2 separate regions of the Homo sapiens genome follow, and region 2 is linked to region 1. A link is an interaction called in ENCODE POLR2A ChIA-PET data of the cell type or tissue named here. Cell type or tissue: A673. All regions are shown on one strand. Each heading gives the region's core, and the rest is flanking DNA. Links, peaks and the distances in the headings are about the cores only. Region 1 overlaps ANKRD60 (ankyrin repeat domain 60). Region 2 has its middle 39 kb from the start of RAB22A.

The links. Peaks named below come from ENCODE experiments on the same cell type or tissue, not always from the same donor. Only the 100,000 strongest peaks of a DNase experiment are listed, where the experiment ranks them.
Region 2: POLR2A ChIA-PET joins it to region 1 with 9 read pairs; 1 of 35 experiments calls an interaction of 5 or more read pairs at or near these places.

The regions. Positions count from the first base shown.
Region 1 is chr20:58,211,256-58,227,768 of GRCh38, reverse strand. ANKRD60 (ankyrin repeat domain 60) reads left to right here. Exons shown (of 4, transcript NM_001304369.2): 2 at 4,587-4,717; 3 at 6,266-6,431; 4 at 8,964-11,643. The coding sequence ends at 9,274. Among named protein-coding and RNA genes, the nearest start is that of ANKRD60, 9.1 kb to the left of the region's middle. In A673, for the core only: a CTCF peak has its summit at 8,163; a DNase peak (open chromatin) is centred at 8,288; H3K27ac peaks cover 2,211 bases.
Region 2 is chr20:58,262,076-58,278,588 of GRCh38, reverse strand. It overlaps the pseudogene PPP4R1L. Among named protein-coding and RNA genes, the nearest start is that of RAB22A, 39 kb to the left of the region's middle. In A673, for the core only: no CTCF peak of the experiment used is centred there; no DNase peak of the experiment used is centred there; H3K27ac peaks cover 316 bases.

The DNA.
Region 1 (16,513 bases), core at 3,933-11,932:
GCCTGCCCATGTCAGTACCCCAAACTCAAAGCAAACCCCAAGTCCTCCTCCATGCTGGTCTTGAGAACATTAGAACCCCAAATCCTCTAGCCAACCATGTCCACGCAAGCATGCCAAACCTGAAACAAACCCTGCTGACCTCAGGACCCACAAATCCAGAATAAAATTGCCCAACACCGAACCCCAAATCTCTAGGCTAACCATGACTACTTCAGAACCCCAAATCCTCCAGCTACCACATCCCCCCCAGGATGCCAGGGCTTGAACAAACCTTGACCACCTCAGGACCCCAAAATCCAGAGCACACATGCCCAACTGAACCCCAAATCTCCAGGCTACCCATGACTACCTCAGAACCCCAGATTTTCCAGCCACTTTTGTCTTGCAAGGATGCCAAATCAAAACAAACCCTGTCCATCTCAGGACCCCAAAATCAACAAACCAGCCCAAGACTCAACCCCTAATCTCCAGGCTAACCATGACTACCTCAGAACCCCAGATCCTTCAACAACTGTGTCCAGGCAAAGAGGTCAAAGCTGAAACAAACTCTGTCCAGTTTAGGACCCCAAAACCAAGAACAAACCTGGCTAAATCTGAAATCCCAAATTGCCAGACTAATTATGTGACTATTAGAACCCCGAATCCTCCACAACCATGTCCACACAAGGATGCCAAGATCCGAAACAAACGCTGCCTGCCTCAAGACCCCATATATCTCTATGCAACTTCTGCCCATGTTTCAGCCTCAAACCCTGAAGCTATGCCTGGCCATAACAGAACCCTAAATCCCAGAGCAGACTCTACCCACGTCATGACCCTCAATTGCCCAATTCTGGACCCCCGGCCTCCAACTAACCATTTGTGCATCTGAACCCCAATCCATTAGCCACTTCTGTCTACATAAGGATGACAGAGCCCAAAATGAACCCTGCCCACATATGGACCCCAAAATTCAAAGCTAACTCTGCTCACATCTAAAAGGCAGTCACCGAGCTCACCATGACCATACCAGAACCCAAATCCCCTCAAAGTATCTTCATAAGGGCTCCAAAGAATGAAGCAAACTCTGTCCACAGCAGGACCCCAAAGCTCAAGTCAAACCCACACATATCTGAACCCCCAGATACGAAACCGTGTCTACATCAGCACTCCAAGGTTGAAGCTGGCCATGTCCATGTCAGGAAGTCAAGGTTCAAACAAAACCTTGCCTCCATGAGTACCCCAAAACTCAAAGCAAACTTTTCTTGTATATGTAACCCAAATCCTTCAGCCAACCTTATTTATACCAGAACCCCAAATTCCAGACCAAACCCTGCATATAGCAGGAGCCCAAATTTTGAGCAGATTTTATCACCATGAAGACCCCCAAATCTCAGGGCAGATGTGCTCGATTCCTACCCTCCAAATGCTACACTACTCGGGGCTACATCAGATCCCCACATCCCAAAACAAGTCCTGCCCATACGAGGACTCCAAATCCCAGAACAGACCTTTTCACATCAGGACCCCAAACAGACAGCAAACCTTACTTTAATCAGAACCCCAAATCCAGAGTAAACTGCCCTCACAGGAACCCGAGTCTCAAAGCAAATGCTGCTATCTACGTTTGAACCCCAAATAGTGGCAACTAACCCAGTACATATCAGAACCCCAAATTCCAAGCTGTGTCCTTGTTCACATCGGGAGCTCAAAGCTAGCCCAGCTGGAATCAGAACCCAGAACCGAAAGTTCCCTGTGACTGAATTAGGACCCCAAGGGCCCCACTCCAGACAAGTCCCATGTGGCAGATACCCAGTGGAGGCCAGGCACCCTAGAGCCCATCTCTCCTTCCATCAGTCTCCTTCCCTGACCCGAAGGCGTGGCTTTCCCTATCCCGATTCCCTACAATATTTAGGATATGAGAACAGGATCAAAGTCCCTGGGCTCCATCATCTCCCCACCTGGTTGAAATCAACGCAACACACTTCAAGAAAATGAAGATATAGAAAAAATCTCTGAGCTGCTGCTGCACAGAGAATGTGAACAGCTGATATTGCAGAGAGACTGCAGCTGTACTGCAGGGGCTGGGGAGCGATGGAGACAGATCTGAAAGCAGCCTGCCTCCACGGGCTTGGTGCTGCCAGACACTGCCCTTCTGGGCTCAGTTTCCTAATCCGTAACACAGAGAAACCAGCTCTGGAATTCTCGGAGCCGTTTCCCCCTCTGGACAGAAATGACGCAGGAAACTCAAAATGCACAGTGAAGGCCAAAATACCTTCCTTTTCTCTCTTTAAAATAGGTTAAGCACTTTTCCTGACGTATTTATTTTCCTATAGGAGTGTTTGGAAGATGCTCTCGAGCATTTTTGAGGCTTTATTTGGAAAGAAATGTGTTTTGAGCCTACTCTGTATTTAACATATTAAAAGTGAGGAGAGTTGTTGAAGGACTTAGTAAGAGTTCCCAAACAAGTAATTTGAAAATTATGTATCCTCAACTACAAATGCCTGGCACCCCTTCTGTTCATTTGTTTTCACTGATGAGCTATGCGGGGCTATTAATCCAAGAGAGCTAAGAGGGAGCGCGAGAGAGGGGGTGACTTAACACTGATGTCACAGGGCTATCACTCAACAGGCACTTAGCAACTGTTAGAAGCTCGACCTCTCTCTGCTGTTGTAGTCCTTGCTGTGGGTGGCAAACAAGAAAGACAGAAAGTGCTACTCATTATTAGAAGAAATTTGGGCTACTGCCTATAAATAATCCTCTGAGGCCTCTCCTACCCACCTCAAAATTTGGGGCGGGGGGAGATCAAATGAGATCATGTGTGAAAACCTTGAGTTTCACAAATCTAAAAGGGGTGAGCAAATCCATGGGCCAGGGTTGCCCTTACACGTCTGTTGTCAACTGTGATAATTTATTTAGCTGGTGATAATTAGTATTTGTCTAAGTCCAAGGCAGTGGCTGCCTGTCTATAAAAAGAGAATGTACTCCGATCTCTACAGGGGCTGTTCAGCATGTGGGAGTTTTACTCTTGCCCGTCTCAGCAAAACACAGCTTTACTCAATATTTTCAAAGTTGTAGGGAGTCAAGTTGTCTTACTTAGACTAATTACCGGTTATCCTCTGTGTCTGAACCACAAATAGGACACTAATTAACAGATTTGCTGATCACTATTCCCTCTTGACATCTACCATCCTGAGTTTCTGGTAGCAAATTGGTGCTCATAGAGCCAAGAGTGAGAAGTCAGTGGCCCTGGAGGGAAGCAGGTCTGGTGCCAGCACTGGGGTGGCTGTTCACAGGCTATGTGAGCCTCAGTCTGCTCATCAGCAGATGGAGTTAACAAACCTACCTTGGAGGGCTGTCCTAAGGATGAAAGAATATAGGTACTCGGTCTGGGAACCAAGTAATCACTAAGTACCTAGTACATAAGCACAAAGCCATGAATCATGAAACCAGAAAACTCATGAATCCCACTCAGTTGGACTCTAGACTGTGTCACCTGGGCGGAGCTGAGACTCGATGTTGGTGGCATTGCTCATAAAGAAAGCATGAGGCCTAAGGAGCTCTGGTACTCCAAGTCCAAATTGGGGTGGATGTCAGCATTAGCTCCTCACATCACGTCGGCTCTTAGCTAGGGAGATTTTGTCCCCCAGAGCCCATTTGGTAATGTCTGGAGCCTTTTTTTTTTTTGGAGACAGGGTTTCACTCTATTGCCCAGGCTGGAATGCAGTGGTGTAATCTTGGCTCACTGCAACCTCTGTCTCCTAGGCTCAGGTGATCCTCCCACCTCAGCCTCCTGAGTAGCTGGGACCACAGGTGTGAGCCATCGGGCCCAGATAATTTTTGTATTTTTTGTAGAGACGGGTTTTTGCCATGTGGCCCAGGCTGGTCTCGAACTCCTGGGCTCAAAGTCTGCCCACCTCAGCCTCCCAAAGTGCTGAGATGACAGGTGTGAGCCACTGTGCTGGGCCTGGAGGCATGTTTGATTGTCTTGATTTGGTGAACGTGCTGCTAGCATCTAGTGGGTAGAGGCCGGGAAGCTGTGAACACCAGACAACGAGGAGGGGCCCCTGCCACAAGGAGTTACCCAGTCTAAACTGTCAGCAGTGCCAAGGTGGAAAAATCCCTCCCACGCTTCAATTTGAAAGATCCAACATTTTTTTTGTCATTGTCACCTCTTTAGCCAGGTAATGACATTATCCAAGAGTATTTTGGTTTACCCTATATGATTTGTATAACCACATTGTGCTGTGTGTCTAATGACTGGTTACTTCAGGTTTAAGTCATTCTATTTGTAGAGTTTGCCTCATAAAATGACTTTACTGACTCATGTGCCTTTTCACAATAGGACAAGTTATAATTACAGAATTTTATAAATCGTTGGCATTGTGATTTTGTTCGGCTTCCATCTGAGCTGAACCAAATTTATTTTCTGAAAAGCATTACCAACAACAGACAGACCCACGCGACACCATCAAATGAGATTTGTATTCGATATTTCTAAAATTATCTTTGTGGCACTCAAGGTCAGATAATCTCTTAACTTAACCAATGTAGTAGTTTATCTTTAATACCCAATTTTTTAAAAGAAAAAAAATTTTTCCCTGCAGGAGTTTTGATGGATGACACTACCCTGAAGTTCCATGATGTTGTTCCTGGAGGGATTATTTCATTATGTATCTGGCATCATGACGGATGGACAGAACTTGTTTTGGCGGCTGTGGAAGGGGATCCCAGCAAGGTGTTTTCAAGCTTCTTTAAATGGATATTATACGTTACGAAGCAACCGTAAATTGTGGGGGGAAAATTAGTCTTTAATACGGATATGTGAATAACAGTTTCAGAGCAGGGAAGAGAGAACGATGAGCCGTGTCATAATTATGAAATACCGCACTGAGGGTTTGCCTTCACTCCTTGGGTTTACCATTTTGCTGGGTTTATCGATTTGTGATTTATAACCCACTTACCGCCCCACCCCTCCCCGCAAAGGAGTCGAGGCAGCACGTTTCTATTCATGTTTATAAGTGATAAGGTTGGAAATCTAATTTAATACTGAGAGGAGAACTCCAGATAACTGAGAAGCGTACAGCTCAGAGCTCGGGGCTGTGGTACAGGCCTCCGCCAGGTGCTGCCTGGTTCCGGAGGGAGAGGCCCCTCGTTCCCGGGGTGAGCGGCGGGCGCTCTGTCCTCCAGGGCTCCTGCTGGCCTCTCAGCTGGGCTCTAGGGGTGGGCAGTGGGGGGCAGGAGGATAGAAACCAGATGTGTACCCAACAGGGAAGATGAATCACTGTGACACGAGGGGCAATGCTATATTCTTCCTAGAAAAGAAATTCGGATGGAAAGCTATGTGCTCCTGGAGAAGAAGAGATGGAGTTTCTTTGCTCAGAAAGGGGTCAGGGAAGGCTGGGTGTAGCAGGGGCTGGGATTGGCGCTCTTGGAAGAGTGCGTGGGCTCGGGGCAGGTGCGGCAGGAGGCAGCCTTGGCAGGGAGGGTAGGCAGGATGGGGCCCTGTCCCAGCCCTGACACATCTCCTAGTCCCTCCCGCTCCTCCTCCTCCACACTCTCCTCTGCCCCTTCTGTCTCCCTGCCCTTTGTCACCAGCAGTGTGGTCCATGCTTGGTTTTCTGGCTCTTACTCTGGCTGCAGGGGTCACCTCCCTGCTGTTTGAGGCTGTCAGAATTGCCATCATCCTCGTCTCGATTCTGATCCTCCCACTGCCCCAGTCCTGACTCCCATATCAGGGCAGAGTATCCTCCCTGGGGGAACCCGTAGCCTTCCTCCCAGGCTCAAAGACTTAATTCACCACGAGGTGGTTACGTGACCGGGCTGTTCACCTGTGCATGTTCAGCTTGCTCTGAAACCTAATGGAGACAGTGGGCACACAAATAGACGGGAAAGCCAGATCCGGTCTCCAAGAGATGACTGTCACCCTCTGGGAGGCCATTTATATTGGCTGGTGTCTTCCTCAGTGGCTTCAACCACCTTCCTGTGGACACCTGGCAAAGCTATTTTCTCTCTTCAAAACATTGACAGGAAGACCTTCCTGTGTTCCGAGCCTGACTGACGGCGAATTCGTATTTCCTGAACATATATAAAGCATTAAATCATGGCCTCCCCATGCTGTCCTGGGTGTTTCTCAGCTTTTCATGAGGGTTTGCACCTCTCTTTTCCCATCATGAGCCTTAATTTGACATTCAAGCAAGCCTTCCCCTGAGCATGCCCCATCAGCCGTCCAGCAAAATGTAGCCACGCTTTTGAGAATAACTCAAACTCCTCTTGTCTTGCCCAGCTATCTTGTCTCGGGCTTACTGAAGATTCCTTCTACCGAACCGCAAATTCAGAACATTTTGAGGGTGAGAAGTGGAAGCACTGGACGTCTCAGAGGGCGTTTGTGGCGTTGTATGTGGCCTCACACAGAGGCCACTTTGATGCTGTGCAGTACCTTCTAGAACACGGTAATTCTGGTAGAAAGCTTGCTATATTCATGAGTTGGGATTTTTTGCAGGTAGAAAGGACAGAGTGTCTTGTGTTCCCAGTCCTTCCAGCAGTGGTTTCCTGGACCTGTGTCTTGTCAGCCACCAGTCAGGGTCCCCATGGTGCCACTCACTCCCTGTCTAGGCAAGTGTCTTAGGGCACGCCAGTCAGAGGCTGCCCTCCTTCTCTTCACCAGGTCTCGAGAAGATTCTTTCTGCTTCAGTGAGGCAGAAATTTCAGGACCCAAGACACAGGCGGCAGCTATAAAGGATCCCTGGTTCATTTCTCACCAGACACATTGCTGGGAATATTCGCATGCTGTCTGTGTGATTTCCAGCCTCGCATGAAATTAGGATGCTGCAATGGTCCGAAATGGTCTAGCCTCTGGCCAGGCACGGTGGCTCATGCCTGTAATCTCAGCACTTTGGAAGGCTGAGGCGGGCAGATCACATGAGGTCAGGAGTTCACAACCAGCCTGGCCAACCAGCCTGGTGAAACCCCGTCTCTACTAAAAATACAAAAATTAGCTGGGTGTGGTGGCACGTACCTGTAGTCCCAGCTACTCAGGAGGCTGAGATAGGAGACTACAACACACACACACACACACACACACACACACACACACACACACACACTAGAAAAAACCCCAAAATAGTCCACCTTCCAGCCAGCACAGCTCTGTGGTGGATGGCAGGATCACCATTCTCCCTTCTCCAAGCCTCGTTATTATTTTCTCACAAGACATTCATGCTGAACTCTCTTTTCAACCCACCTCCACTTAAGGGCCTCCTTCCACTCTCTCTCTCTCTCTCTCTCTCTCTCTCTCTCTGGCTCTCTTGATAGATAGAAACAGAAGCCTTAGCCAACATTGTCTCCAAATTAAAGAGCTTTACATAGTATTCCATAGGTGTACACTCTATCCTCCCTGGATGTGGGATATTTTTGGGAAAAGATGCCCATTGATGGAGATGCAGACCACTCAATGCGGAGTGGAGAACAATGGAGAACAGCTGTTAACAGCCTAGACCCTCAAGAACAATGGAGAACAGCTGTAACAGCCCAGACCACCAGCTTCCTTGGAAAAAGGGAGAACATGTTACGTGGTGTTTGGTCAATGGTTTGGGCTCAGGAGGGGCCTTTCCCATGGGTCTCCTGTATCAACTTGCCTCCAAATTAGACCCCTTTCTTTCCTACTCACAGCCTTGGCTCCAGCCTCTGTCAGCTCAGTCATTGCTATTTTTCCCACTTACACCAAGCAAAGTGGAAAACATCTTGGACTTCCTGGGCCGGATGATTGGGCCGTGCATCGGGTGTACAAACCTCTGTGATGGGTAAAGGTTACCTCAACAATATTCTCCTTCCTTCCTTCACTGCCTGTCTGCTCTTTGCTTGTTGTAAAATGAAATATGGGCTTTGCGCAGCCCAGCAGTCCTTTAAGCTCATAAAAAGTCATTTTTGCTCTGATAGAACTGTGATGTATTTGAAGGCACCAGTTAAAAAATTACAGCCAGCTTTGCAAAGTTTTCTGTCCTCTGCAGACAGCTGCTGGGGGGAGGTGTCATGGTCGACACTGGTGTTCTAAGAGCCTATTTAAAACTTTACCTCACCAACCAGCCGGAGCTCATAAAAACTGGCTACTGAAATGTCAGCTGAATTTAATTGAATTGCCTTGTTTTCTGTGTCATATTTGTTATCCAGAATTTGATTCAATTCAACAACTCCATATTGGACACCTGTCATTAGCCCATCCATCTGCAGGAGGCGGTGGGGAATTTAATCGAAGTGAAATCTGTCCATGAGTCAGGCTGCCCATTGCGTCATTTCCTGAGTGCCTGTCTTCTGCAGGCACTGAGCTATGTGCTCGGGATGAGAACAGCAACAAGCCAGATGTGTGTATTTTCTGCCCTCCTGGAGTTTATGAGGGGAAGTCAGTAGATTATTACAAATAATTCCATAGTCAATGATGTACACAGTGTTGTGAAGATGTAGAGTGTCTATTGAGCTTACACAGGAGGTTTCATGGGGTGGGAGAACTAAGGAAGATTTTCCCAAGGAAAGAAATGAAACCTAAAGAAAGGTCAGATTTAGCCCAGAATAAAATGGGTGAGAATGTTGTGAATGGGCCTGGGGCAGGATGCAGAGCAGGGTGTGTTTTAGGGATGAAGGTGGAAGGTAGGTATAATTGGTGCCTTGGTGGTGGGGTGGGGGAGGAGAGTATGGCAGGAGGGAATGCTGGAAGAGTAATGGGAAGGTAGGGTGAGAGTGAGCGGGAAAGACCTAGAACATCACCCCACAGCCGGTGGGATGGCAGTGATGGATCTGAGCAGGAGTTTGATATGGGCATTCTGGAAAGATCACTGGCTGCTGCCAGGGGAGTGGACTGGGGGCAGGGCAGTACTGGAGCTGGGCCAGGCAGCAGGACCTCCCTGAGGAGCACTCCCTTCACAGCCCTGGACCCCTCCTGTGTTCCCCCTCCGCATGTCTTCCTTCTGGCCAATGTTCTTATTTTACAGGAGCCAGCTGCCTCAGCAGATCCCCCCTGGGCAGGACACCCCTGCATGTGGCTGCAGCTATGGGCCGGTCAGACTGTATAATCCTCCTGCTCCAGCACGGGGCCTCCATCCACGACAGAGATGCCAAGGGGGAGACCCCCATCTCCATTGCACACCGCCTGAACCACACACTGAGCGAGAGGCAGATGGTCCTCCTCCACCGGATAGCAAAGTCGGGGATAAGGGATCTGAATGACTTGGTCATGAAGAATGCTTTGCAGAGGGTCAAGTCTGGGTTTAGGTCTGAGAAGATGACGATGACCCCTCATTAGCTCCTGGTGGGAACGTTTGCCCGCTGAGGCTGGTTTGGGCAACTTTGCAGAGTTCAATCCCATGGGGGCCCTTGGTGAGCAGGGAGGCAGGAAAACAGGGCAATTAACCTGAATCAGATACGAAATTATCTGTCCTGTTTGCAAATGATTTCTGGAGGGTGTTGATGGCAGTAGGTAAGCCTGTGCTCATTTAGTAATCCATTACAGACTGAACAGGCTCTAATGCCAGCCTTTAATTTTAAGCTATTTGCACATTGTACCCAATAGCGCTGCTCAGGGTGATGGGAGCCAATTACCTTCTCTCCCTTCTGGGGACCGTCTAATGCACTGGCATAATAGGAGTAATAACAATAATGATAATAGCACTATTGTTATTGTATAAAACAAGTGCCAGCAAATGTCAGGAGGTCGTGTGTAGTGTGGGCTGTGAATTTCAGTCTGTAAAGCCATGGAACTAAATGCTCCCACAGCTAATGTTCCAGGTTTCCTGAGCCATCTTTGAGGGGTCTGCTTCTTGAGTCGGGGGCAGAAGGGAAGCTGGGTGAGCTTGGCTGTCCACACACACTCTCCAGAAGGGATGGCTTATTACTCTTGTTGAAAGGTAACACGTTGGTGCTAGATGGGGAGGAAACAGTGTAAAAGAAGATGAGAATCAGGCTGGTCACATTTTCTCTTTTGTCCCATCTCCAGTGGTCCATGCAGTCTCCTCTTGCCAGAGTTCTCCTTTTCCTGCCAGCACTGGGATAGCCCTTCCTTCTTTCCTTTGAGCAAACCACCTTGGAGTGTCTATGCTCAACTCTCAGGTCTTTGCATTGCAAAACCTTATACCGCATTGCAGGATGTGCCTGGTGTTCCTACAGGGTCCCAGCCTGCCGAGTGCACGAGTGAGCTGGGCGTGGGAAATAAGAAGGAAAGACAAGGATGGCGCCAGCTGTCTGAAGAGAGCACCGAGACTTGACTCCTGCAGAAATGAAAGGCAGAGGCCACTAGATCTTTCTAGAACTCTCCAGACCTGGAAATCTGGCTTTTTGAAAGGATCTCCCTTGATTTTTTTTTTTCTTTTTTTGAGACAGAGTCTTGCTCTATTGCCCAGGCTGGAGTGCAGTGGTGCCATCTCGGCTCACTGCAACCTCTGCCTCCTGGGTTCAAGCGATTCTCCTGCCTCAGCCTCTTGAGTAGCTAAGATTACAGGCACCTGCCACCATGCCTGGCTAATTTTTGTATTTTTAGTAGAGATGGGGTTTCACCACGTTGGCCAGGTTGGTCTCGAACTCCTGACCTCATGATCTGCCCCCCTCGGCCTCCCAAAGTGTTGGATTTACAGGCATGAGCCACCACACCCGGCCAGATCTCTCTTGATTTTTAAAATTTGGCTTGAATTTTTGAAGAACGTGGTCTGCTACAAAAGGAGTGAGAAGATGTGGGGCACACCCATGTGACTGCCTCTCACTGTCAAACTCTAATTCATTTCATGGAGAAACGTGATAGAAACAACCAAAATCTCTCTGGAGCAATCCAAGACTCTGATGCCACAGTGAAGGAGTAGCCACGGGTCTTACTGGGTGGCGTGTGGGGTCCACTCTCCCACCTCCCACAGACCATTTATGTTCTCTAAAGCTCTACCTTCTAAGCAACTTTTGGAATCAAAATGTGTGGCAGTAGTCTTGTGACCATTGCAGTTTTCCTGGGAATGGGAAATGGCGCTGTATCCTGGCCACCCTTTCCCACTTCCATCCCAAGAACTGGAGTCAGCTTTTAAATTAACTGGCTGCATTTCCTGCTGTCATAGCAAGTAAGATCTGTGTTGATGATGTGGTTTTACACTCAGTGTACGTGGCTGTACCCAGCTCAGCACTCTGTTAGACAAATAATAGTCGAGGAAAAAAATAGCTCAGCATCAACTATGTCAAAACTGAGATCTTGTTCTTGGCAGACGTTCTGCAAAGTCAATAGGCAGATATTAAGCAACCCCAACCCAATGGGGCAATCCATTTAGCTAATGAAGTGTTAGGGGGGTGATGCAGGCACTCTTTTAACTTAACAAGTGGCATTACTCAAAGTTGTGCATTTGCCAGGAGCTCTGCCCAGCTGCCTTCGTTGTTTGGAGAGCCAACTGCTTGACTCCTATATGTAAAATTCTGGGGGCAAGCATTCTATCTTCATCTACCCCCAATTCAATTAAGCACTTGGCCAGACATTGGGCAGGTCCCAAACTCTTCATGGTGACATTTTGCTCAGTCTGTGGTAGGGTCATCTGAACACTCGTAGGTCCTGGGGAGCGCTTCATTTTAGACAATCCTGACATTCTATTTATATTCAACAAGTCTGTATCACTTACGAAATAAAATATATCCAGAGCCATAGAAGGATTGAGTTGCCATTGGGTGATATGTTACATTTTGTAGATATTTCATTAAACGTTATTTTGAAGGTTTTTTTCCCCACATTTTGGGAGCCAACAAAGTTTTTTTTGAGTGTGTGTTGGGGGGTCAATCTCAAGCATTTTTGTTGGACCCTGGAGGTGGGCCGGCATGGTGGTCAGGCACATCTCTGCTCTGTGTAGGGCAGACACGAGCTTCCTCTGGTCTTCCAGGCCCTGACATCCAGTTCCTTTGCCTCGTCTGGCATCCCCAGGTAGGGCTGGGCTTGCAGTCACCAGAGGGGAAGAGCTGCCTGTGCGGAGGTGGGGATACAGGCTTTGGGGTCAGCACAGATCTTGGCTTGCATCTTACTGGCTCTGCCATGTGGCCTTGGGTGAATTCCCCACTGCTCTGAGCCAAGAGTCCTCTGTAGAGGAGGAAGGAGGGTAATCCTGGTCACTGAGCTTGCTGGGAAGGCCTGGGAGGTGGGAAGCACTCAGTAGATGCCAACTATTATGGTCTCAGAGTTCAACTGGAAAATCTTGCTGAAGTCATGGGTGAAATTATTGACACTGGTGAGAGGGGAGATAGGAGACCCCCATTTGGTGCCTTTCCTGGGCTCCCAAGTTTTGATCACCAAAAAAATTGATGATCTGACCCTTTGAGCTTAGTGGCCCCATGGAAATGCCATTGTGTATCCTTGGATTTCTTGGAGGCCACATAAAGGCGGAGTCTTCTTCCTCCCCTCGTTACTGTCAGGGACATTGCTCACCCATGAGCCTTACGCCAGCCTGTCAGGCCGGAGCCCACTGGAGAGATGCACATACTTGTCATGAGCAGATGATGATGGCAGCTGAGTGAGCCATCATGTTTCCACTTGCCTTGGCTGCCAGGAGGCTCAGAGCCAAGGTTAATGCCCACCTGGGGCAAATATCCAATGTCCCCACCCCCGTCTTGCCTTTTATCTTTCCTTGAATGAGTTATCTCTCTTTCTAAAAATGTAACTGCTGGCCAGGCGCGGTGGCTCACACCTGTAATCCCAGCACTTTGGGAGGCCAAGGCGGGCGGATCACAAGGTCAGGAGATCGAGACCAACCTGGCTAACACGGCGAAAGCCCGTCTCTACTAAAAATACAAAACATTAGCTGGGCGTAGTGGCAGATGCCTGTAGTCCCAGCGACTCGGGAGGCTGAGGCAGGAGAATGGCGTGAACCCGGGAGGCGGAGCTTGCAGTGAGCCGAGACTGAGCCACTGCACTCCAGCCTGGATGACAGAGCGAGACTCCGTCTCAAAAAAAAAAAAAAAAAAAAAAAAAAGTAACTGCCTCATACAGGTGTTGAATTGTAAGTTGCTTCCTTTCTGGAAGTCAATGCAGTAGAAATTGTAAAAGAGATGCCACCAACTGTGGTGTTGGAAGGTGACTTGAACTTCTCGCCCAGGACTGGCTTAGCAGACCCGGCTACCTGGCCATCCAGCCTTCCAGGTGGTGAAACAAAGATGCTGAGCTTTTCTTCTGCACTCCAGTCTATTGGTGGAACCTCCAGCAGCCTCTGCAGCCGGGAGGTGGGTGTTGGGGCTGCCCCTCTGGGCTTCTGTACATCCTGGGTCTCTGGGGCTCTGCCCTAGTCCTCAGCACTTTGCTTTCTCCCTCCGAAGATGACTCGGCGGGGCCTTCAGCTGCATGCTGGGCTCTCGCCACTGTCTCCTCACTCCATCTCAGACTGGGGCACTCCCTTGCCTGAAGCATATTCACTAACCCAGGGGTTCCCAGAAAGCAGGGAGGGCATCTCACTGGTGGCGCCTCAGGGGACTTCAGGTGGTCCCTGTCTCTGTATTAAGTGACACTGAAACACTGGGTGGGAAAGGCAATCCCTTTTGACATTGCTCTCGATCCTTTCAGTATCCACAAGGATAAAGTTTCCTTTTTGTGCTAGTACAGATCCAGCACCTCCCTGACCCTCGCTAATCTCCCTCCTAAAAACACATCAATGGAGCGCAGTGTTTTGCTGGTAGCAGTATTTTGCTGGGATGTAACGGCACTGTCTTGTTTTCAGTGCACTGCAGGCCAGCGTTCTATCCCTTTCTCTCCTCCTTCCCAGTTGTGTGACCTTGGACCAAATGGTCACTTCCCAAGAGCCTCAGAGTCTTTATCCATCATGTGGGCCTCGTCACCAGCATCCCCACCTGGTTTGCATTGGTGAAAGGAGACTGCCAGTGTGGATTGTGCCCTCAAGACCCAAGGCCCTTGTCAGCGTGACCCCGAGGTGCAGTGGGAGGGTCCTGGGCTTGCAGTCTGGCAGATCCAGTTTAGAATTTTCCTCCACCACAAGCTGTGTGGCATTGGGCCAAACAATGGCACCTCTCAGAGCATCAGTTTAAAACCTGGCCCCTGTCATTGGAGGGATTAAATGCCTGGCACGGAGCAGACGCTTGAAAAATGGTAGCCATTATTATTATTATTATTATTATTGCTACAACCACTTAATTTGCTTAAAATGTTTACTCACTGGGATTCAATACACCCCCCTCCACCCGTCTCCAGATAGCCTCATACATTTTCAGCAAACCTTATACAGTAAGAGTCTCTGTCCAGAACTAATAATCCCCAAAGTGGGAGATAAATAATTTCCCTTAAATTTGCTGATTTGGGTGTGAGGCAGAGGGCTTTCTCAGCAACTTGGAAAAAGTGCGTACTGAACTTGAAACTCCAGGGCCAGTTCTGCAGGAGAGGAAAACAGCTCTAAGGCAAGAGGAAAATTCCAGTCACTGGGCTCTGCCTCCGCAGTGGCGCACTGACTGCAGATGCTTCCAGCAGAGGGCACAGAAACCCATTAACATTTAGACAAACACTCGTGTTTGTGTTCATCGGAAATGTCAGAAACGCCGCAGTCTGCGCCACTTTGAAAAAGGGGCCTCACAGATGGGCTTTTCTGCCTGAATCCCTGGAATTGTCTGCAAAATGTGCATGTCTGTACACATTTTCTGGGGAGAACCTCATTATATCCTGAAAGGGTCTGTGGACCACCCCCTTCCCCAAGGTACCAAAACCTGCTCACAAAACAAGGAACTCAACCATAGCAATTGTCAAAGTAATCAAACCGACGCTCATTTGACTGGCTTTCATTACCAATTTACAATTGGAAAAATGATAAATACTCATAACATCTGGGGCTGTGGGGTGTGTGTGTGTGTGTGTGTGTGTGTGTGTGCACGTGTGTGCGCCTGGGAAACATGTCAGCGCCGCACGGGGGAGCTTGCCGATTCCCATCTTCCTGCAGGATTGATCGCTGTCTGACAATACGTATTCAGAATGCCCACGACAGCACAGCGCCTCACCTCTGTAAATCCATCCTACAGAGAGGAAACCCCTGTACAAAATGAGACCCGGTCACAAATGTTCGTGACTGCTGTTTATGGTAGCAGGTGCCTGGAAACACTCTACATGCTCACACGCGGGAGGGATGGTGGCACATTTTGCAGCTACGAAAACCTGACTTGATCTGTATGTACAGGCCAGGGGACAGTCATGAGGAGTATCTGGGATGTATCACTAAGTGAAAAACAGCAAGTGGCCCAAGAAATGTGGATGAGCACGGTTCTAAAAAGAGACAACTCTAGTGTCTATATATGTTTATTTGAGCACAAAGAATGATGTCAAAGGTATACCTCCAAACTGTTAGCATTGCTTGCTCCAGGGCAAGAGAACTGTTTTACACAGCCCTAAATTGTTACAACCGGCAAGTCTCCTTTTGTGAGACAGGGTCTCACTCCATCATCTAGGCTGGAGCTCAGTGGTGCAATCACGGCTCATTGCAGCCTCGACCTCCTGGGCTCAAGTGATCCTCCCATCTCAGCCTCTTGAGTAGCTGGGACTACAGGAGCGCCCCACCGTGTTTGGCTAATTTTTTGTATATATGTATTTTTTAATAGAGACAGGGTTTCACCATGTTGCCGAATTCCTGGGCTCAAGCGATCTGCCTGCCTCAGCCTCCTAAAGTGCTGGGATTATAGGAATGAGCCATCATGCCTGGCCCTTCTTTTATTTTTTATCGTGGCAAAAGACACACAACATTATCCTTAGTGACATTTAGTACATTCGCGATGTTGTGCAACCATCACACTATTTCCAGAACATTTTCATCATTTCAAAAATAAACCCCATACCCATTTGCATTCACCCCGGACACCTCCCTCCAGCCCTAGATGACCACCAATCAACTTTCTGTCTATACATTTGAATACTCTGAATATTTCATATAAATCAGATCATAACAATATGTAGCTCCCCTGCTTTTTTTTTTTTTGAAACGGAGTCTCACTCTGTCATCCAGGCTGGAGTGCACAGGCATGATCTCAGCTCACTGCAACCTCGGCCTCTTGAGTTCAGGCGATTCTCCAGCCTCAGCCTCCTGAGTAGCTGGGACTATAGGCACATGCCACCATGCCCAGCTAATTTTTGTATTTTTAGTAGAGAGCGGGTTTCATCATCTTGGCCAGGCTGGTCTTGAACTCCTGACTTCAGGTGATCCACCCACTTTGGCCTTCCAAAGTCCTGGGACTACAGGCGTGAGCCACTGTGCCCAGGCACATGTAGCCTTTTGGACCTGGTTTTTAGCATAATGTTTTTGAGGTTCACCCATGTTGTGGTATGTCTTAGTACTTCATTCTTTTTTATGGCTGAATGACATTCCATTGTATGAATATACCATGTTTTGTTTATCCATTTATTAGCTGATAGATATTTGGGTTGCTTCCACCTTTTGGCTATCGTGAATAGTTCTGCTATGAGCTTTGGTGTATAAGGATTTGTCTGAATTCCTGCATTCAAGTTTTGGGTGTACATTAGGAGGGGAATTGCTGGGTCACATGGTAATTCTGT
Region 2 (16,513 bases), core at 2,748-10,747, 52 kb before region 1:
TCTGAGTCAGGCAGGGTTTGTCTCTCCAGAGGGCCGCTTTCTTCTTTCATCTTATTAACAAAGCTAACAAACAAGTGAGAAGTATTGAGGCCGAGGCTTCAGGACTCTGCTCATCCACTGTGGGCTCTCCAGGTCATTGCAAAGCAGCCAGGTTTTCCAAAATGGTGGTTCCAAAGCACCAATTTGTTTGAGTCTTTACCTCACTCCTGTTCTGTTGTGGAGTTGTCTCTGCCTCAGGGGTCCTCTCTTATCCCTTTCCTTGCTTTCTTTAAGAGGGCAGGTCCCTTGTGACCACTTGAGGCTGGATGTAGATTTGCCTCTCTGTTCTATGGCCCTAGAAGCAGATTGGGGATCTTAGTTGCTTGATTTCCCAAGGGAAGCTGAATGAATGTGGTCTAGTGAAATGTAATTAGTGACTTTCTCTGCAGTGGCTATTCTGACTTTCCAAAACCTCTTGGCTGCCAGATCTTGATCTTTCATCCCGAGGGTGGTATAAATCTCCCTGGATACAGGCTTGAGTTGATGGATTTCTTCCTGTAATATACTGGGCCAAAGGACTGCCCCTTAGAATTCCATATTTCTAGTCTTTTTTGCCTGCAAGTCAGGGTGGGTTTTCAACTTCATTGAATTCTTCTGATGCATGCATGGCCAGAAATGACATGCATTGTTCCTGGATGGTGGGTTGCTCAGAGGAGTGGACAGAAGCAGTCAGGGGCCCCTTTTTACGTGATCAGAGAAAGCCTTCAGGAGCTCCAGTTCCTCTGCTTGCATGGGAGGCCTCCAGATCACCCCAGGCCACTGCTGATGGCCCTCACTTTATCCCTCATCAGTGTCTTTGTTTAAAGAGCGTTTATTGAGGCATAGTTTATATGCAATAAACTTCAACCACTTTAATCGTTCACTTGGATGAATTTGGTAAATGTATACAGTAATCCAACCATTGTCACAATGGAGTTCAAAAGTTTCAGTCACCTGACAAGTACCCTTATTTGCCCCTTGGCTGTCTGGCACTCCCTCCCTCCCTGACCACCATAGGGCCAGGCAACCACTGACCCTGTTTCTGATGTTTTCAAAAGATTTTGCCTTTTCTAGAATTTCATATAAATTCAGTCATATGGGATGTACTCTTACATGTCTGGCTTCTCTTCCTTAGCAAAATGCATTAGAATTCATCCCTGTTGTTATCAATAGCTCATTCCTTTTTATTGCTGAGTATGTACAGATACTCTGTTTTGTATCGCATTCACCAGTTCAGGGAACACTGGGAGTTTTCCATTTCGTGGCTGTTGTGAATAATGCTTATATGAACATTTGCATTCAACTTTGTGTGGACATATGTTTTCATTTTGGATGGGTAAATGCCTAAGAGTGAAATTGCTGGGTTGACTGGTAAGTGTATGTTTAGCTTTTAGAGGAATTGCCACACTGTTTTCCAAATTACCTGTACAATTTTGCATTTCTACCAATGTCTGTGGATTCCTATTTCATATCTTTGCCAGCACTTGATATTGTCATTATAATTTTAGTTCTTCTAGTAGTGTAGTGTTACCTCATCGTAGCTTTTGCATTTTTGGCCTTGTGTTTTGTTTTGTGTTTAAGATTTTTATTTTGAAATAATTTTAGGTTTACAGGACTGTTGCAGAGATAGTACTGAGAGTTCCCTTATACCTTTTGCCCAACTTCTAATGCAGTGGCTTTCAATTATGGGTAATTTTGCCCCCAAAGGATCTTATACAATGTGTAGATACGTTTTTGGTTGTCACATCTTGGGGCACAGAGGGTGCTGCTGGTGGGTGGAAGCCAGGGACACTGCTAAACCTCCTGCCGTGCCCCAGACAGCCCCCCCCCCCCCGCCCCCACCAACAAAGACTTACCTGCTCCAAAATACCAGTAACGCTGAGGTCAGGAAACTGCTCTAATGTTTACGGCTTAAATAAGCATGTGACATTGATCAAAACTAAGAAAATAACATTGGCATTGGTGTACTGTTAACTAAATTACAGATTTGACTTGGATTCTGCATTTTTCCATTAATGTTCTTTTTCTGCTCCAGGATCCCATCAGGGTACTACATTACATTTACAGTTGCCATGTCTCCTGAGGCTCCTCCGTCTGTGATGGTTTCTTGTTCTATCCTTGTCTTTCATGATCTTGACAGGTTTTTTTTTGTGTGTGTGATAGGGTCTCGCTCTGTCACCCAGGCTGGAGTGCAGTGGTGCGATCTCAGCTCCCTGCAACCTCTGTCTTCTGGGTTCAAGTGATCCTCCCACCCCAACGCTCCTGAGTAGCTGGGACTACAGGTGTGTGCCACTATGCCTGGCCAAGTTTTGTATTTTTTGTAGAGACGGGGTTTCACCATGTTGCCTAGGCTGGTCTCAAACTCATGGGTTCAAGCAATCTGCCTGCCTTGGCCTCCCAAAGTGCTGGGATCACAGGTGTTAGCCACTGTGCCTGGCTGATTTGTAGTTTTCTGAAGATGTTGAGAATTTTTTTCTTGTATTTCTTGGCTGTTTGTACATTTTCTTTTGTGAAGTTGTTAAAATCTTTTGCTTTTTAAAAGAATAAAAGAACTTTATTGAGATTTAGTTTACATGTCGTACGTTTCACCACTTTAAAGTGTACAAGTTGATGGTTTGTAGTAATATTCACAGAGTTGTGCAACATTGCCACAATGAATTTTAAAACATTTTTATCACCTCAATAAGAAACCTGGTTCCCATTAGCAACCACTACCCATTCCTCTCCAATCTCCCAGCCCTAGGCAACCACTCTTTTACTTTGTGTCTTCATTGATTTGCCTATTCCAGGCATTTTATAGAAATGTAATCATACAGTATGTCGTCTTTTGTGACTGACTTCATTCACTTAGCATGCTGTTTTCAGTATTCATCCATGTTTCACTTGAGCCTAGGAGTTCAAGGCTGCATTGAGCTATGATCGTGCCACTGCATTCTAGCCTGGGTGACAGAGTGAGACCCTGTGTTGTTTTTTTTTTTTTTTTTTTTAAAAAAAGCTACATCATGTTGTAGTAGTATGCATCAGTACCTCATTCCTTTAATAATGCTCCATTGAATGGATACGTAGTATTTTGATTATTCACTCCTCAGTTGACAGATATTTAGGTTGTTTCCATCTTTCGGTTATTAGTATTAATAATGTGCTGGGCTCATTTATGAACACTTATTCTTTTAATTGGGCTGTTTGTCTGCTTATTATGGAGTTATAAGAGTACAAGGATTATTTATATATTCTGGATACCAGTTTTGGTCAGATATTTTCTCCAGTCTGTGGCTCATGATTTTTATTTTCTCAGTGGTGTGGTTTAGGGAGCAAAGTTTTAAATTTTGATGAAGTCAAATTTATCAATTTTTTTCTTTTATGGTTTGTATACTTTGGCTCCTCAGAAATCTTTGTCTAACCTAAGGTCACAAAGATTTTTTTTTCTCTTCAAGAAGTTTTATGTTTTAGTTCTTACATTACATCTATGGGTCCATTTTGAATTAATTTTGGTTTATGGTATGAAATAAGAGTCAATTTTTTTTCCCCCCATATGGCTATTTATTCTAGCACCACTTTTTGAAGACTTTCCCTGTTCACCTTTGTAAAAAAAAAAAAATTACTTGGTATATGTGTGGGTTTGTTTCTGGACTTCGACATTTACTTTTGTCTATTTCTCCTTGCAGTTGTATTGGTTTTTGCTGCATGTATTTTGAAACTCTGTTATTAGGCATATAAACATTTGAGATAATTATGTCTTCTTCATGAGTTTACCCCTTTATCATTATGAAATGACCTCTTTTCCCTTGGTGATGTTCTTTGCTCCAAAATCTGTTTTGTCTGATATTAATATAGCTACTCCAGCTTTCTTTGGACTATTGTTAGCATAATATATTCATCTTTTATTATTTATTTGCATCTGTATATTTAACATGTGTTTCTTATAAGTAATATGTAGTTGGGTCTTCTTTTTTTTTATCCATTCTGTTAATCTTTTTCTAATTGCAATGTTTAGACCATTTACATTTAATGTAATTATTGATGCAGTTAGGTTTAAGTATATCATCTTGCTGTTTGTTTTCTATTTGTCACATCTGTTTTGTTCCCTTTTTGTTCTTTGTCTGCTTTCTCTTGAGTTAATTGAACTTCTTTGTGATTTTAGTTTGCTTTTTAAATAGTTTATTAGTTATAATTCATTTTTTTTATTTTAGTGGTTGCCTTAGCATTTATAGTATGTATATTTAACTTACCATGGCCTACCTTCCAGTGGTATTTTACCACTTCATGTATAGTGTAAGGAACTTATCATAGTATGCCTTCGTTTCCCCTCTCCTGGTCTTTATGTGATTTCGTCATGCATTTTATTATATATGTGTTATAAATCCACAATAATAATAAAGTGTTATTTTTAACTTAGTCAATTATTTCTGAAAGAGATTTAAATAATAACATAAAAGTTTGTGTATCTATGCATGTAGTTATCACTTCTGGTGTTCTTTATTCCTTTCTACAGATTCACATTTCCATCGGATTTTCTTTATCATTTCTTATAGTTCAGATCTGCTGGTGATAGATTTTTTGAATGTCTAAAAGAGTCTTTATTCTTTTTTAATTTCTTGTCTTTGGATGGTCCACAGTTCACAGTGGCCTCCTGGGCTTGTGGGTCCACTCTTTGGGAAGGCCCCACACCTTAGGGTACCCCTGCCCCCCGCCTGCTCCATTGATCAGTATACTGATGGAATTAGCTGTTGCAGAGATCTTTGACGTGTCTCCTCAGTAGGCCTTTTGTAGCTCTAGCTCAGATCATGCTTATGATGGGACAACATCACTTGGTCCTGCAATGACAATCACATTGTCTCCCCCCATGGCCATAGCTTCCTCTGTGTAGAATGCCATAGTGCACATCATTCCTCTGTTGCTTGCCATCTTGTGGTGAGACTTTTCTGAGTTGAGTCTTGGCCTGTTCCTCAGTCTCGGGCTGACTTAACTGTTCTCCTGTACATTGCTCAGGCCAGTGGACTGCAATGATTTCTCTTTCCTTTTGGTAGTTGCCACTTCTGACTCTATCTTGGTTCTCTTGACCAGTTCTGCCTATAGTGGGATGCAGTGTCCCCAGCTCCTCCTTCCCTTGCTGCCCTCAAAATAAACATCTGTAGCTCCTTCTCATTTTACAGGTTTTATGGTTAATCAGCACAGGGAGATAGGAAAGTAAAAATAATAAATGTGGAGAAATAACGGAATTTTAAAAATTCTCTCAAGGCTTTCCAAGAGAATTTCTGCAGAATTTCTAGTTGGCACTTACTCATTCAGTCATTAAGAGGCCATCAGATGCCTCTTTGGGCCTTTCTCTTCTGCATTTATTGGTCCCTTAGTTGCCTTCAACTGTCTTGAGCTTTTCTTCTAAGCCTATGTAGGCCTGAGGAACCAGCCAAAAAATGAGAAAAAGGTTTTGCCTTATTCTCAAGTGGACATTTTCAAACTCTGATGACTACCAGACTAGAAGATGCAGGCCTCCTTTCCTGTAGGACTGTGGCCCATGCTGGAATGGCCGTCGCTGGGCATTCCTGGGTAGCCTCCGTCCTCCTTCTGGACACAGGTTGCTCATTTTGTCTTGTGCCCAGGTGCACTTACCTGCTCTTAGCGCAATGCCTGGAACCTTGTGGTCCTTCAGTCAATGTGGCCCCAATAACCATATGCATTGTTTTTGTCTCCATAGGCAGATTATTGCCAGAGGGCTGCTTGATATCTTCCGGGACTTCGGTAACAATGAAGAAGACTTCCTCACGGTAATGGAGATTGTAGTCAGATTGTCAGAAGATGCAGGTTTGTATAAGGATTGTATAATTTTATTTTTTACTTATGAATTTCTAAGAAATTATGTATAACCAGTAATAGCTATTTTTTAAAAAACCTGTTTATTAATCAATAACCTTTAAGCAGTTTCTAACCATGAATGGATTTTGTCTTGAAGAATGTATGTCTTATTTGAATTTTGACTGAAATTTTCTTATATTTAGAAAATTAAAATGATTAATGGCTACGAATGCTGTTTGCCTTGGCAGTTAGGCCTTTGGTATTTCTTGAGTTTTGCCAGACTACTGGTTGCTAAGAAATGCCAAATCAAAAGAAGCCTCTTGGGTTCGAAAATCTCAGTCATTAGTTTCCCTCTAGGCGAATCTTGATTTTTCTTTCTCATTCTACCTCTCCATGATTGGTATCGTGGAAGAAAAGCACGTTGCTGTACAGCAGATATGATGATGTTGTCTTCCCCCCCGCCCCAGTAAAGATGAGTTAGATGAATGAGTGGCGGGGCTGGCCGGTACTGACAGCTGTGCCACAGCCCCCTCCTTCCTGCATTCAGAATGAATCATGAGAAGCTTCAGAAAGTTTCAGGACTCTCAGCCTTTAGAGTTTAATCATTTTAACTGAAAATAGAAAAATAAGCCTTCCATATAGCTCCCACATTAGTTCAAAATATTTATATGAATATAACGCAATGCTTTTAAAAACGCCCAAGTGGATGTTTTGAGTCTTTAAATGGATTCTCTTTGTAAATGAGTCACCGTTTACAGTGCTGTAGCAATTATACATTTGTGTTAAATTTAATGTGGTATATTGGAGCTAGAGCCGCTCTTTTGTTTAATGCTTTGCCTTAGAAATAATTGGGATGCGTGGATTGTGGCGGAGTGCATTTATGAAAGAATTATTTATAATGTATACATTCTGGCTAGAATTTAAATAAGCACAACCCATAGGTCTGGCAGATAAGGCATTAGTTGTAATGGCTTTTGGATGCTGGCCCAGCATGCAGACTTCTTGCTCCCTCCTCAAATTTATATATGGCTTGTTATAATAGAGTTGTCATTCTCTCTTCTTTTTATGTTTTTATATTGCTGTATAGCTCATTAGCTTTTTAAGCCTGTCTGTAGCATAAATACTCTAAATGGGAAATGATTTTTAAACTGCATTTGTCTAATTTCCTTGATGAAGTATTTTAGTAAGAAAAGCTAGAAACTATCAGTATATACTATCTAAGATGCTTGGCTTATTCTTAATATAATTTTTTTAAATTTTTTATTGCTGCAGAGCCCACAGTGCGGACTGAGCTGATGGAACAGATTCCTCCTATTGCCATTTTTTTACAAGAAAACAGATCAAATTTTCCAGTGGTGCTCTCTGAATATCTCATACCTATTGTAGTGAGGTACCTCACAGATCCAAACAATCAGGTTTGAAAAATTATAACCTTAAGATCTCTTTAGCAAATTCTCTTTAGTCTTGTTTTAGCTGATATTCATACTACAAAAAACAACTTCTTAGAGTTAAGTGATTCTAGAACAAAAGGTCTATTTGTGTCCAGTTCCTCTAGTCATGTAGGAAGATAGACAGCACTCATTCTTATCATGAAATATTTCTTTTTTTCTTTAGCATTTTACTATGGAAATTTTCAAACGCACATAACAGTAGAGAGAATATGAAAATGAATGCCCACGTGCCCTACACCTGGCATCAACCATTGTTAACGTTTGACCTGGCCGGGCGTGGTGGCTCACGCCTGTAATCCCAGCACTTTGGGAGTCTGAAGCAGGTGAATCACCTGAGGTCAGGAGTTTAAGACCAGCCTGGCCAACTTGGTGCAACCCCATTTCTACTGAAAATACAAAAATTAGCTGGGCATAGTAGTGCGTGCTTGTAGTCCCAGCTACTCGTGAGGCTGAGGCAGCAGAATTACTTGAGCCCGGCAGGTGGAGATTGCAGTGAGCCGAGATCGTGTCACTGCACTCCAGCCTGGGTGACACAGTGAGACTCTGCCTCAAAAAAAAATAAAAACAAAAAAAATTCGATTAATTTTTTCATTTATCTTACCGAGATAAAATCCAATCCAGACAAAAGAATTTGCAGAAACCATCTCATTTCAGCTGTAAATACTTTTAGTATTGTTCTCTAAGAAATAGACTCTTTTAAAAAAAAACGATAGTATCATTAATGCAAATATAAAAATTATCAGTAGTTATCTAATGTCATCTAATATCTAGTCATTGGTCAAATTTCCCAGTTTTCTCATAAGTGTGTGTTTTTGCGCAGAGGCCGTTCAAACCAGAATACAAACAATGTCCACACATTGAATCTAAGTGATATATGTCTCTTAGATCTTTTAAAATTTATAATGTTGCTCCTCCCCACTTTTTTCCCTTGCTATTTATTTGTTGAGGAAGCCAGGTCATTAGTTTTATAGAATTTCCCACATTTGGGATATGGTTTATTGCATCTCTGTAGTGTTAAGATGTTGCTCTACTCCAGGCATTTCTTATAAACTAGTAGCTAAGTTGGAAGCTCAGCCAGACTCAGATTTTTTATTTAGTGAGAATACTTTGTAGATGGTTTGTGTTTTCCTGCTATATCAAATCGGGGGCAGAAAAGCTCTGGATGGTTATCTTTTCCTAATGCTGAATTTGGCCACCTTTTCTGTAAAGGTGGCCAAACTTCTATAAAGTTCTCCATCATCGTATGAGCAACCATTGGTGATGGTTGCCCTGATCCAGTATCTCATTAGAGGCTGTAAATTCTGACACACTAATTCCAACATCTCTTTTTAGTTTAATAGCTAGAGTTCTTCTGTAAAGGTTTCCTCTATCAACTATTTGATAGCCCTGAAAACCTGTTTGAATAGGGAAGATAGAATAAATGCTTTATTTTATCCCTTTATTTACCAGTTTCCAGGATCATCGTTGGCGTTTTAATAATCTACAAAGGTTACCAGTTAGGTTTTAAAAATTTTTTTGAGTATTGTTAGGAACTCCCACATTTTAACATAGTAGATATGTTTCAAACTGTTATAGTACTTATTCTTTTTTTTTTTTTAAATTATACTTTAAGTTCCAGGGTACATCTGCACAACGTGCAGGTTTGTTACAGACGCAGTAAAACACTTTCCTCATAATTGTCATATTTTTAATTTTGTTGAATACTTGGATTTCGTTCAGGTTTTGTGTGTGTGTGTGTGTGTGTGTGTGTGCTGTAGATGCAGTGAACATCGGAAAGGATGTGGTTTTGTCCTTTCATTGACTTTTCTTTTTCCTTTGGATTCATTCTTGAAAATGAGATTACACTGAGTCAGGGGATTTGACATTTCTTGACCTTTGTCCAGTAGCATTGCTGTATCTTCTCTTCCAGAAGAGCCGAGGCAGGAAGCGTGGTTTTGACTCCAGAATCTAGCATGGTGCCTGACACTCAGTCTGTGTTTGCTGAAGAGTCATATTCTTGGTCGAGAGCAGGCACTCCGATGGTCAGCCCGAGCTGTGTGTGCACCCAGCTTCCCAATGTGTCCGCACCCAGCTTCCCATTGTGTGCAGATCTGCCGCACCTCTGCACTCCCACTTCCACTACAAACACAGCTTGCCCTCCTTTTTTTGCTCCCCTGCCGTGGGCCTTCCTGCCCCCACAGGCCTCTGGCTCTGCAGCCTCTATTTCCTGCCTGCATTTACTTCCTGTTGTTCCTCAGCGGCTCCCTCTCTTGTCCCACCCTTTCAGGCCTGTCCCTGCCATCACCCTCTATTTACTTGTCCTTTTGATGGTGCTTCTGCCACGCTGGCTTTGCCTGTCCTCCCCAGCCCTTCAGTGTCCTCCACTGCTTGTGGCCGAGCTTGGTGGAGGGAGTCCTGTCATGCACTGATTGGTGCCGTTGCAAATTGATGGGTTCCAGTCGTGGCTGGGCTTGCAGCATTGCTTGGCAGTCCTTTCCCTTGTCCCTCATCAGCTGCATTTCCCATTATCCTTGGCAGTTCTCTTAGACCTTCGCCATTTCATCAGGCCTCTCCCCTCTGCCTGCCTCGCGCCAAGCAGATGACCTTGCCTTTTACTCAGAGCAAATAGAGGCCTTCAATCTTCATCCCCTATCTCCATGCAGGGAACCACCACCTACTTCACACACTCCCCAGAGCCGCCACCCAGGAACTGACGAAATCCTCTCCCCTCACCTCCTCCATCCAGCTAGAGCCAAGCCCTGTCTCCTTTGTTTCCATCAAAAGTACCTAACCCCTTGAGGGCACCCGCTCCTCTTCATTCCCACCCTTAGTAAACACAGAAAAGTGCTGAAGTTCTTTCTCGCTGACCTCTTGTTCCCTGAGGCACAGCCCAGACTCCTTCCTGGGCACCTGTCCCTTTCTGCCCTTGACTCTGCTGGCATCTGCCTGTCCCCTCTGTCCTTATGATTCTGACCTTCTTGCCCTTCCCAAATGCCCCCTCCTCTCTTCTGTCAGTCTCTGTCTTCCTTTAACAGATGCTGACTCTTTCCGACATCCACAGTGGGGGCCCCTGAAAACACCCAAAGGTCCCCGATTAGGATTCTTAATTCGGCAAAGACGAAGATTCTCGTGCATGTGGGGATGGGATGGGTGTGCTAGGTTCCAGCTAGCGTCTGCATCTCAGGCCAGCTGGCCCTTCTCTGTTCATCAGCAGGTACTCTTCATGGTCACCGAACGTGTGAGGCATGAAATTCACAACGTTGGGGGTAATATCAGTGCTATTGCAAGGACTACTGCTGCCACTCACAGCACCCCTTTTTTGAGTTGTCGCTGTGCTCCAGGGCTGTGCTCCAGGCTAGCTTGGCTTATCTCCTTTCCTCTTGTTCACCCCCACTGTGAAGTATGGGTGAGTTGCTAGTTAAGCAGAGAGGTGTGGTTGTGGGTGCTGAGTAGCAGCTGGAGAAGGCAGGAGGCTGGATGTCTGGTTTCATGAGGCTGCCTGTTGCATGCTATGGGGCTGTGGAGGCTCTTCTAGATGTTGTAAGCCAAAGTGTCTCTCCCCTTCTTGAGTGAGAGCCGAGGATTGTATTTTGTTGGCTTCCGTGACCTAGCACAGGGTCTGGCACCTGGTAGTTTCAGTAAAGATTTGTAGAACTGAATCAGCTGCACATGCCGTTTGATAATGTAGGCAGATTTCTTCAGTGGTCCTGAGCTCCTCCCCTCTGTCTTACAGGAAGGGATGTCCCACCCCCTTTTTAAGTCTCATGTCTTAGTTTCTCTCTGTGGTCCCATCCTGTTGTCTCAGAGCTTGCTTATTTTTCCAGCTCTCTCATTGGTTTCTTGTTTGATTATAATCAGTCCTCAGTCTCCCTGCTCTCTCCGTTCCCTGGCCTTGACTCAGAGCTTGTGGCCCACTCCTTCTCCTACTGTCAAGCTTTTTCAGAGAGGAACCTCCACTGCCTCTACCTCTGGGCTCTTCTTCTGGCACTAGCTCCTCGTGCGGCAGCTGATGCTTTCTGGAAGCTGGTAGATAGGTATCTTGCCACGGACTCAGTGAATCTGCTCATTGTAAAATCCAGTGCTTTTTTTTTTTTTTAATAGTTCAGTGTTTAAAATGTTATGAGATTTTTAATCACACAAGACAGCATTGTGTAATAAACACCCATATACCTACCATTCATATTCAACAAATGTTAACATTTTGCAATTTTCTGCATATCCTTTTATTTTTTATTTAGAGGTTACAGATACGGTGGCAGCTTCTCTGTACCCCTCCTCCATCCCATTCTTCTCCCTCCCTCCCCTTCCTGAGCCTGGCATGAGACCTTCTCACCAGGTTTTCACACTCACACCACTTGTGTAGGTGGCCCCTGAATAAGAGAGTGTCTTGTTTGGGAGCTTGAAAGCTTGCATAGATGGCATCATTGGACGTGTATTCCATTCTGCCGATTGCGTGACTCCTTTGTGTCTTAGACCCCTCCACATTGATTGGGATAGCTGCTGGTCATTCTTTTTACCTGCTTTATAGTATTTGTATTTCATTTTAGCTGCTATATAGTATTTATATTTCTCCCACAATTTCTTAATCTACTCACTGACTTTTTTTCTTTGTTTGACCCATTTGCACCATTTGTCACTGTTGACCAGTTTTGAGTGTTTGCACAGACCTTTACTGGATCCCACTAGGCATTTAGTGTTGCTTCACCCCAGACAGTGGGATGCAAAGGTAACTGGACACACCCCTTGCTGGGATCCTCTAAATATTTGTCTCCTTTGGCTTCCAATAATCATGGTTGTACTAACAGTACCAGCCAGTATTCATTTAGTGCATGCCATGTCCCAGACACCATCGGAAGCCTGTCGCTCCTTTCATCCCCACAACAAACTTATGAGATAGATACTATGATTATCCAGTTTTATGGATGGGAAACTGAGGCTGAGAGAGGCCAAGTCACTTGGCCAAGATGACTCAGCTAGTCACTTGGAGGATCCAGATGGGGGCTCAGCATTCAGACCCCACAGCCGGAGCCTGTACCCACTGCCGTGTTAGCTCTTGAGCTCCAGGCCTCCTCCCTGCCTCTGCCCGCACTTCTTGTCTGTGTCTTCCCCAATCTCCATCATTAGCCCAATCCTCTCCTGCCCCTAAGAGTTGCTGTTTCATCTCTAGGGTATTATCTTTGGTCTTCCTTTTCTTATGATATCAGGGTTCCCTTCATGGCCTTGTCTGCTGCTGTGGCCCTAGGGAGACTCTACACACAACTGAACACTAGACTGCTGTCTCTCACCCAGGTCTCTGGAGTCTGTGAATCACCGCCCTCCATCGCCACAGCCTACTGGATGGCTCTGTCTAGATGTCCAGCGAATCCCATAGAGTTTAGAGACTCTAGCGTCCCGCCCTAGTCTCTCTATCCTCCATCTTGCTCTGACTTCTGTGATTATCCTGTGTAGTCATTCTCAGCTCTCTGTAGCAGTGTCTGTCACACCTGCCCTCTTCTTTCTGTCCCCTGCCCTGACATCATGCCTCATGAAAGCCTGTAGTGGCCCAGGAGCCCCTCACCTGCTCTCTCTTGTCAGAACCACTTTAGGTTTCCAGACTGTCACCCTCACTGAAGCCAGGTGTGATTGTGTTGGTCCTCTGCTGTTAAACCCTTGGGGGCTCCCATTGCACCTGGAGTGGTCACCAGAGGTCCTAGTGGGATCGGGCATGCTTTTCCTGGCCTGACCTCACTTGCCCTTCATCCTCCCATTCTGCCATCTGGAACTTGTCCTACTTCTTCAGAGTATTTGGCCCCAGAGTTCATCACCTTGCACCTTAGAATGTGCTGTTTGTTCTCTGGTCCTGGAAGGCCTTCTCCCCTGCTACCCTTGCTCAGTGGATTCATTACCTGGAGCTGCTGTAACAACTTACCACAGACTGCGTAGCATAAAACAATAGATGTTTCTTCCCTCTCAGTTCCACAGGTGGGAAGTGCAGCATCAGGGGGTCGTCAGGGTGGGTTCCCTCTGGGTGCTCTAGGGGAGAATCTTTCCTTCTGCTTCCAGTCTCTGGCGGTTGCCAGCTTCTTGGGCTTGTGGCCACATCACTTGAATCTCTGCTGCTAACTTCACATGGCCTCTCTCCTCTTCTGTCAGTGTTTTCTTCTCGTCTTTCTCTTGTAAGGACACTCGTGATTGTATTTAGGGCCCGTCCAGGTAACTCTGGGTGATCTCAAGCTCCGTAATCACATCAGCAGAGAGCCAAAGAAGGTCACATTCACAGCTTCAGAGATGTGATGCGGCCAGATCTTTTTGGGGGCCATCATTCAGCCCACTACCCTTTGCAGACTCCTAGGTGTCTTTTGGCATCTGATACTGAGTGGCTGCTCAGGGCCTTCCCCCTCCTTGCCTGGCGTGCCCTCCCATCCTTGTTGTCCTCCATGCATCTCAGTATGTCAGCTAGGGTAGCATCATGCAGCAAAGCGGCACGTGGGCTTGCCTGTTCTTGTCTGTAGTCCCCTCATGCTCTCAACTCCTGACACATGCTGGACACGCAATCCGAGTGTGACACTTTAGAGGTAGCATGGGCCTTTTCTTCTCCTAGTGACACCCGGGTCCTGTCGCTGTGCCCGGGTGGTGCTGCTGGGGCATCAGCTTTCCTCACTCCTGGCAGCCAGCCCCAGTCTCTTCCCTTTGCCTGGATGTTTGCAGTAGCTACCTTGCTGACCTCGTTGCTCTTGGTCTTTTCATTGTCTCCAGTTGACTTGGAACGCTACTGCCAGGATGATCTTTCTGAAATACTGTTTTCATCTGTCGCCTGGTCAGAAGTGTTAATGTCATATTGCCTCTGTGGCTTGAGTCTCACAGGCTCACCCTCTTTTATAACCTTTTATAACCTGCTGTCGACGGATCATCTGTGACTCATCTACACACCTCTGGCTCCTGTTATTATTTGCCTGCCTTTTCATCACTGCGGTGAATTGCATATTTCATTATTTTGTCTATAAGTTGGAGTTTTATGTGCTTTCATTTCCCCAAAAATGTCTCTTCAGCTTCTTTGGACCCCTCTGAGCTCTAGTGCTTGCTCATTCCATGCAGACTGCAAAGAACAAGTGCTCCTCCACCTTCTTCTTCTGTGGACTGGGGGAGCCTTTGTTTTCTGTGGGAGCATCCCCCTTTGTCAGTGTCTCTTTCTTGGGCCCCTTCCCTGTGCGTTCTGTTGTACCAGACATAATTCCCATCTCAGGTGTGGCATGCCAGGGTTTACAAAGTCACAGGAGGTTGCTGCAGTGTTTTCCAGTCTCTGCCTACAAAGGAGAAAAGGCACGAAGTCATCCATTGATTCAGCAGATCGTTACAGAACGCAAAATTTTGTGCCACAGGCTGCCAGGTCCTGAGGGTGCACTGGAAGACAAAGGATAAATCAGATGTGGTACCTGCCTTCTGAATTCACTCTCTGCAGCAGGAGAGACAGGTGGCAATTATGAAATCATACAGAAAATAACCCTCTATATGTTTGTATGTATATAAATGCAGAAATGTGGAACAAGAGCTGTGGAAGAAAAAGTCCAGGGCACTAGTCGAGTATTGTTTAGGGACCTGTTCGAACAGGGTCCAGGAGCAGAGGGGCTTTGGGCTGGAGCGGAGGAGTGGTAGCCAGTCAGGTAGAGGGAATAGCCTATTCAAAGGCCTCAGGCAGGAAGACCCAGTGGTCTTCAGGGTGTTTAGGGTATGGGGGTGGGGGTAGGTAGGGGCCGGCTCAGCCACCCCTGCTCAGTGGGGTTGGTCTTGATCCTGAGGGCACTTCTGCTCACTTGTGCTTCACCTTCTGCGTTTTTTTCCCTTCTGGGTGAGAAAATCAAGTCAGGAAGTGCTCTTGATTCTTCTGGAACAAGACCTAATTTTCCAGCATGATGTTGAAAACAAAGTATGTCCCATTCTCCTGCAGCTCTCTGCCCCAGACAGTGATGACGAATATAAAGCAGAAGCTGTGAGCGTAAGTCCGTCCAGGGAATGACTGCCCAGCACCTGTGGGCACTGTCCCATAAGTTGACTTATACCTGACATGAAGTATTACACGTGTTTGATTTTGGTCAGCACTGTTCTCGTGAACAAGGTAACCAGTTACTCGACCTAGGTTGGAGAAAGCTCACAGTTCAGCCATGAGCATGTTTTGGAAGTAAGCATCCCTATAGCACCAATTGTTTTTTTGTTTTTTTTTATACTTCAAGTTCTAGGGTACATGTGCACAACATGTAGGTTTGTTACATATGTATACATGTGCCATGTTGGTGTGCTGCACCCATTAACTCGTCATTTACATTAGGTATATCTCCTAATGCTATCCCTCCCCTCTCCCCCGACCCCACGACAGGCCCCGGTGTGTAATGTTCCCCTTCCCATGGAATACTGTGCAGCCATAAAAAAGGATGAGTTCATGTCCTTTGTAGGGACATGGATGAAGCTGGAAGCCATCATTCTCAGCAAACTATCACGAGGACAGGAAACCAAACACCAATTGTTTTAAGAAGAAAAGGCTTGAGAAATCAGAGTGATTTGGGCTTAGCAGCAGTAGCTGGCTTAGATTTCTGTTGGACAAGATGCTGAGATTTATAGGTAAATCCTTGAACCTACTTGGACCCTGGGCCTTCCTTCTCAAAGAAACAACCCTAGTATGATGTGAGATAATTTTAGGTGGTACTTAGACAATTAAGAAGAAAATTTAGCAGACTTGTGTGTCTATAGATTAGGAGAAGACTAAGATAGGTATGTAAGCAAATAAGAAGAGTCACTGTGAAGAATGCAGATGTGGCCAAACATTTACAGGCATTTGGGAGATGCTGTGTTAAAGTATTTGTGCTTCTATCAGTCAAAGATGTGCAGTGAAAGGAATAGTATAAATGTTCAGTGTCTTCTAGTTAATAGTCTGGTATCCTTGGGTTTGCAAGATTCTGTGCCCATTGTTAAATGATTATACAGGCAGGATTTTCTACTCGCTTCTGGAGCCCTTGTTCACAAACCAGCAGCTGATGATCCAGTGCAGACTTTTCCTGCCTTCAGATCAGGATGCCTCCATTTGTCCTTGCACCTTTTCCTTTGTGGCTCAAGGGGAGGTCACAATGGGCCATCTTGTTTTCTTTAGCTGCTGCTCCTCCACTGATCCATGCAAATGATGCTGTATGGCATGACCCTTTCTGTTTGCCTTATAGAAGCAAATAGCTCCAGGATTATTCCAGCATTTTAGGAAAAATTGGTCCGTAAAGGATGTAAAAATTCATAAGCATTAATTATGAGTA